Linked DNA regions of Homo sapiens: region 2 is linked to region 1. A link is a contact called in ENCODE Hi-C or POLR2A ChIA-PET data. All regions are on one chromosome and are shown on one strand. Each heading gives the region's core, a stretch centred on a gene start or an enhancer-like site at or near the end of the contact. The rest is flanking DNA. Distances are from core to core; before and after follow the strand shown.

Region 1 (3,034 bases), core at 251-2,750:
CCAGGCCCAGAATACACAATGAATTCAAAGGGCAGAGTGCCATGTCACTCCTTCCTGTTACACACAGTGGGGTGTAGCTTTGCCCTCACTTATATAGTCCTTGGTCAGTTGACAAAACTAACTGAGCCACGGTACCAAGCAGAATGACTTAGGCAGCCAACATATGAAAAAACTTAACCACTTACCCCTCCCATGTAGTGAAAAGATACTTGACTCCTCCCATGTAGCGAAAACACAGGCCTGCCCAGACTTGGTATTTAGAAAACTAAAATAAGACTCTTTGTTTGACTCAGCTCCTAAGTAGTCATTACATATGGGGCACAAAGACCTCTTCTTGAAGATCTCTCTAGGAGAAAAGAGCTGCAGTGGACTAGTGGCTCCCTGACCTATGAATAAGGACAATCATCTATTATGTTACTGGTTTTTTGTGTTTTCTTTAAAGCACAGTCCTTTCAAAATCTCTACTAACTTGATTTTAAGTACGTACAGTTCTGAGGGAGAGTTGCAGCATAGATTACTTCTCAATATATGCATGGTCTAGTAATAGTGAGGATGAAAAGAGGAAACCAAAAGGGAAGTTAAATTCATGCACAATGTATAAGTTACTAATAAAATGGCAATCCCATACTCTCTTGTCCACAACCCAAGAGGGTCTACACTAACCAGAGTCTTGGTTTCCTTTCCTTTCCCTCCCTTCTGACATGATTTTCCTTCAAGGACTTCTGATTGGAAAATAACCTCAACCCAAACTTCCCCTTCTTATTCTGGCAATTAGAGTTACTATCCTGGTAGGACTTCAGGTTCTTAGAAATAGGATGATAATAATCATTTTATTGATAGTTAACATTTATTGAGCAATCACTATGTCTGAGGCACTGGGCTGCACACTTTACACACTATATACCACATTTGTACCTTATAGCAACTTCATACACAGTTACTATTATCCCCCTCTTTTTTTTTTGAGACAGAGTCTCACTCTGTTGCCAGGCTGGAGTGCAGTGGCACGATCTTGGCTCACTGCAACCTCCGCCTCCCGGGTTCAAGCAATTCTCCTGCCTCAGCCTCCTGAGTAACTGGGATTACAGGCGCATGCCACCACGCCCAGCTAATTTTTATATTTTTAGTAGAGATGGGGTTTCACTATGTTGGTCAGGCTGGTCTCAGACTCCTGACTTCGTGATCTGCCCACCTAGGCCTCCCAAAGTGCTGAAACTACAGGTGTGAGTGACCGCGTCCAGCCTATTATCCCCATTTTTATGGATAAGGAAAAGAAAGGATAGAATGGTAAGTGGATTGTCCAGGAGTGTATGGTAAATGCTAGAGGCAGGATGGAATCCCAGGGAGTCTGAGTCTAGAGGTCATACTCTCAACAACTGCACTAGGGTAGTTTTCTTTCCTTGCTCTTTGACTTCAGAGACGCAATCTAGTACGATGTTAAGTTTGGAGCCAGAGTGCCTGGATTCAAACTGCAGTTCCTCTTTTACAGCTGCATGATCTAGAGCAAGTTATCTAACTTCCCCTCATGGTTCTAAGTCATCCCACTGGGTGCCATGACTCTGATTAACTCCATCCAGGTTTGATCATTGCAATTAATTTCTAAATATTTCTGGAAATACTATGTATTATGTTAATATGTATTTGTTTTTATAGTACTTAATGTTTCTGAGCATTCTCTATTCTCACAGCAATTTTTCAGTCTTCAATCCCTGAGATCATGGTTTCTCTTCCTTTTCAACCTTTCCTTCATGCTAAGGTAAGTGCTTTGTAAATGTTGAGTGACTGATGGCATGAAACAGTCATTGCAAGAAAGGTCTGTTAGAGGCAAAGTAATGTGACACTGGGCCTTGCCTTACTTTAAGTCCAGGTAACAAATAACTATGCATTCTGCAGCTTTGCAGATCAGGGTAATCTTCAGAATAAGTCAAGCCTTTGCTTCTGACAGAGCATCCTTTCAATGGCAGCCAGAAAACTGATCTCTTGATTCTCCATCCCTGGGTGTGTAGGCATGTAGACAGAAGAAAGCAAGGGATAGGCTGCCATGACATGTCTATGAGACTTTGCCAAGACACTGCAAAGCCAGTAACCCCCACAATGAGGAGAGGAGTTAGGCTGCAATTAACTCCTTGTCATCTGCTATAGCAAAGTCAGCAACATGGCAGCTTTCCCCTTCCTTTACCGAGAGAACACATTCTTCCTTCCAGATATCTCCTTGGATCTCTGATCCTGAGGACATCCTATGACCCCCCTCCTAATTCCAAAAGAAGCAAAAGGCCGGGCGTGGTGACTCATGCCTGTAATCCCAACACTTTGGGAGGCTGAGGTGGGCAGATCACAAGGTCAGGAGTTTGAGACCAGCCTGGCCAATATGGTGAAACCCCGTCTCTACTAAAAATACAAAAATTAGCTGGGCATGGTGGTGGGTGCCTGTAATCCCAGCCACTTGGGAGGCTGAGGCAGGAGAATTACTTGAACCCAGGAGGCAGAGGTTGCAGTGAGCCAAGATTGTGCCACTGCATTCCAGCCTGGGCAACAGAGCAAGACTCCATCTTAAAAAAAAAAAGAAGCAAAAGAAAATCAGATCCCTTCTCTCACCACTCCTATTCAACATAGTGTTGGAAGTTCTGGCCAGGGCAATTAGGCAGGAGAAAGAAATAAAGGGTATTCAGTTAGGAAAAGAGGAAGTCAAATTGTCCCTGTTTACAGATGACATGATTGTATATCTAGAAAACCCCATTGTCTCAGCCCAAAATCTCCTTAAGCTGATAAGCAACTTCAGCAAAGTCTCAGGATACAAAATAAATGTACAAAAATCACAAGCATTCTTACACACCAATAACAGACAAACAGAGAGCCAAATCATGAGTGAACTCCCATTCACAATTGCTTCAAAGAGAATAAAATACCTAGGAATCCAACTTACAAGGGACATGAAGGACCTCTTCAAGGAGAACTACAAACCACTGCTCAAGGAAATAAAAGAGGATACAAACAAATGGAAGAACATTCCATGCTCCTGGGTAGGAAGAATCAA
Region 2 (3,034 bases), core at 196-2,695, 140 kb before region 1:
TGTATTTTCCCTATTATGTATTTTATTCTTAAAATAATTATCTTTTCACATTTTTTTCAAGTGTCACTTATTTTCTTTCACATATAGTGTCTCCTAATTTTTCCCTTTTTATAAGTCCCTCTGTTCCCACATTCCCCACAGCCTCAAGCTTCTGTATTACTTATTCCCTTTACTTCCATCTCTTCTTTCTGATCCCTTTTCCATTCTCAGCATCCACTACCAAAGGAAAGAAAATTTTAAGTTTGGGTGTTCTATAAGTGTTTTATAGAGAAAATTTATATAATTTTTAAAAATTCAACTTATATTTTTGAGCCACTCTCCATAGCTCAGATCTTTGGTGCACAGATATACAATTGTCAAAACCTATTTTTTTTTTTTTTTTTTTTTTTGAGATGGAGTCTCGGTCTGTCTCCTAGGCTGGAGTGCAGTGGTGCAATCTCAGCTCACTGCAACCACAGCCTCCCGGGTTCAAGTGATTCTTGTGCCTCAGCCTCCCGAGTAGCTGGGATTACAGGCACCCGCGACAACGCCCAGCTAAATTTTTGTATATTTAGTAGAGATGATGAGGTTTCGCAACGTTGGCCTGGCTGGTCTCAAATTCCTGACCTCAGGTGATCCACCACCTGGACCTCCCAAAGTGCTGGGATTACAGGCGTGAGCCACTGTGTCCAGCCTCAAAACTATTTTTTTGAGGAAGATCTTAGCCATATCCATAGATCTATTCTCTTAGTCTAGTTCATTTGATGTGAACACTTGTCCTGGTTAGACCCTTTCAGCTTTCATAAGCGGTGACAACTCTATATACAGTTTAGTGGGTGGCTAAAGCACAATCAATGTCATAAATCAAGTACTGGTCAGACAATAAAACTTTAAGTCACTAACACTCCATAGGTATAAAAACTCAAATTTCTGATGTAACCTGCAGTAGTCAGCTGAGCTATAAACTTCAAGTAACACAGAGTGATCTGTAAAGAATGATGCAATTTTTAGGTGAATTGTAAAATAATTTTGCAAATTTGCAAACAGAAAATTATGGGACTAAAGCTTATCTATATGTCTTCAAGGGTTTAGCCCTTATATTTTTTGATTTTCCCTTTCCTCAAATATAAACATAAATTCTATGTTTATAGAATAAATTCTATAATTTCTCTCTAGAAACCTACACACCTAATTTCTCAACATTTTCTGTTCTACCTACTGGAACAAAAGTTTCATATACGCCAGATATTTCACAAAAGCAGGAAGTGAAAAGAACATTCTTCCTTTGCCCCTTCATGTTTATTCAACCAAAAGCCAATGCATGCGTATAAAACAGACACACACACAGATTTATATTTCACCCAGAAAAAAAGACTATTTCCCCAAAATATCAGAAGCAAGCTACACCTGGGAACAGAGGTGGTATTTTTTTCTTTTGGATTATTTTTCTACAATTAACCTGAGGAGAGAAACTATGTCTTATTAATCTCTTTAGTGCCACTGCCAAGCACAGAGCCTAGAACATATAAGATGCTTGTTCAACAAGGCTGGTATATGGATGTGTGTGTCCCCCCAAAATCATATGTTGAAGCCCTAACTGCCAATGTGGCTGTATTTGGACATGGGGCATCTAAGGCAGTAGTTGAGTTTTGTTTTGTTGTTGTTGTTTGAGACAGGGTCTCACCTTGTTGCCCAGGCTGGAGTGCAGTGGCATGATCTTGGCTCACTACAACCTCTGCCTCCTGGCCTCAGGCGATCCTCCCACCTCAGCCTCCCGAGTAGCTGGGATTACAGGCACATGCCACCATGCCTGGCTAATTTTTGTACTTTTTTGGTAGAGACAGGGTTTTACCATGTTGCCCAGGCTGGCCTCAAACTCCTGGGCTCAAGCAATCAGACAGCCTCAGCCTCTCAAAGTGCTGACATTACAAACATGAGCCACTGTGCCCACTCAGCAGTAAAGTTTAAATTAGGTCATATGGGGGAGGCAGCCCCGGTCCAAGAGGACACCAGAGAGTCACCTCCCATTCCCATGCACACGAAGAGCTCATATAAGCACACAGCAAGAAGGGAGCTGTCTGCAACCCAAGGGGAGAACCCTCAACCAAATACCAACCCTGCTGGCACCTTGATCTTGCACTTAAGAGTCTCCAGAACTGGAAGATAAATTTCTGTTGTGTAAAGTCACGTAGTCTATGCATAATATTTTGTTATGGCTGCCTGAAGAGACTAATACACTCACCTTTAATTTTTTTTATTTCTACAGTTTTCAATAGACTTAAGAACATACTTAAACATAAGCCAGAGATATAGTGATCCAGAGAACTTGAATATGTCCATAAAAAGTCTGCCCTGAGAAACTATTTTTAACTTCATTGTTTACTCTTTTTTTATTTAAATAATTTTAAAAATATAATTAGAGATAGGGTCTCACTATGTTGCCCGGGCTGGTCTCAAACTCCTGGCCTCAAGTGATCCTCCCAGCCTTGACCTCCCAAAGTACAGGGATTACAAGCATGAGTCACTGTGCCTGGACTGCCATTGTTTTCTTTATTGCAAAAGTAAAAAAAATATTCAGTGAAGAAAGAAAATTAAATACATGTCAATCACCAGAGATAACAACTATTAATAATTTTATAAAAACTCTTCTATCTAGTCCTTTTTCTTCTATATACATATACACTTTTAACCAGAAACAGATCGTACCTAGTGTTCTGAACCCAGTGGTTTTTTTTTTTTAACATTATACCAGACCTGTAACCTATCTCTATGCTTTAAAACGTTTAACCAAATCATTTTTATAGTTGCATAATTTTTTTATGAGGGCATTACTTAAGAAATCAATGCTCTATTAAACAAATAGTTTTCAATTTTTCACTATTACAGAACCATACTGTCATGCACATCCTCCTAGACAATTATTTGCACACATATGTAAATACTTCCTTAGAATAAATTCCTGGGGTGAGGAGCTATTTTCCTGGGGGGACATAAAGGATAGTAAAGATTTTTCAGGACTTTGATTCATAATGCCAAACCAAATAGTAAAATATTT

Evidence for each region. Hi-C counts contacts between places; a loop is a spot of excess contacts on that map. ChIA-PET counts read pairs that join two places held with the same protein, here RNA polymerase II (POLR2A). Pooled maps may share reads with other maps.
Region 2: a map with no recorded cell type shows a loop between it and region 1 (2.3-fold over the local background). The contact joins two enhancer-like sites. A Hi-C loop is called at or near these places in 1 of 37 single-sample maps with no recorded cell type and 3 of 50 pooled maps. POLR2A ChIA-PET finds 5 or more read pairs at or near these places in 5 of 52 experiments (A673, CD8-positive, alpha-beta memory T cell, OCI-LY7 and 2 more).

What each region holds. Positions count from the first base shown.
Region 1 is chr2:202,607,102-202,610,135 of GRCh38, reverse strand. No RefSeq gene overlaps it. Among named protein-coding and RNA genes, the nearest start is that of FAM117B, 26 kb to the left of the region's middle. RefSeq lists an enhancer at 191-430. Within about 2 kb of position 1,500, at least 3 of the 41 ENCODE cell types and tissues checked have a DNase peak (open chromatin) inside an H3K27ac peak, as active enhancers do.
Region 2 is chr2:202,749,127-202,752,160 of GRCh38, reverse strand. All of the region lies in intron 4 of FAM117B (family with sequence similarity 117 member B), which reads right to left. Among named protein-coding and RNA genes, the nearest start is that of FAM117B, 120 kb to the right of the region's middle. Within about 2 kb of position 1,445, at least 2 of the 41 ENCODE cell types and tissues checked have a DNase peak (open chromatin) inside an H3K27ac peak, as active enhancers do.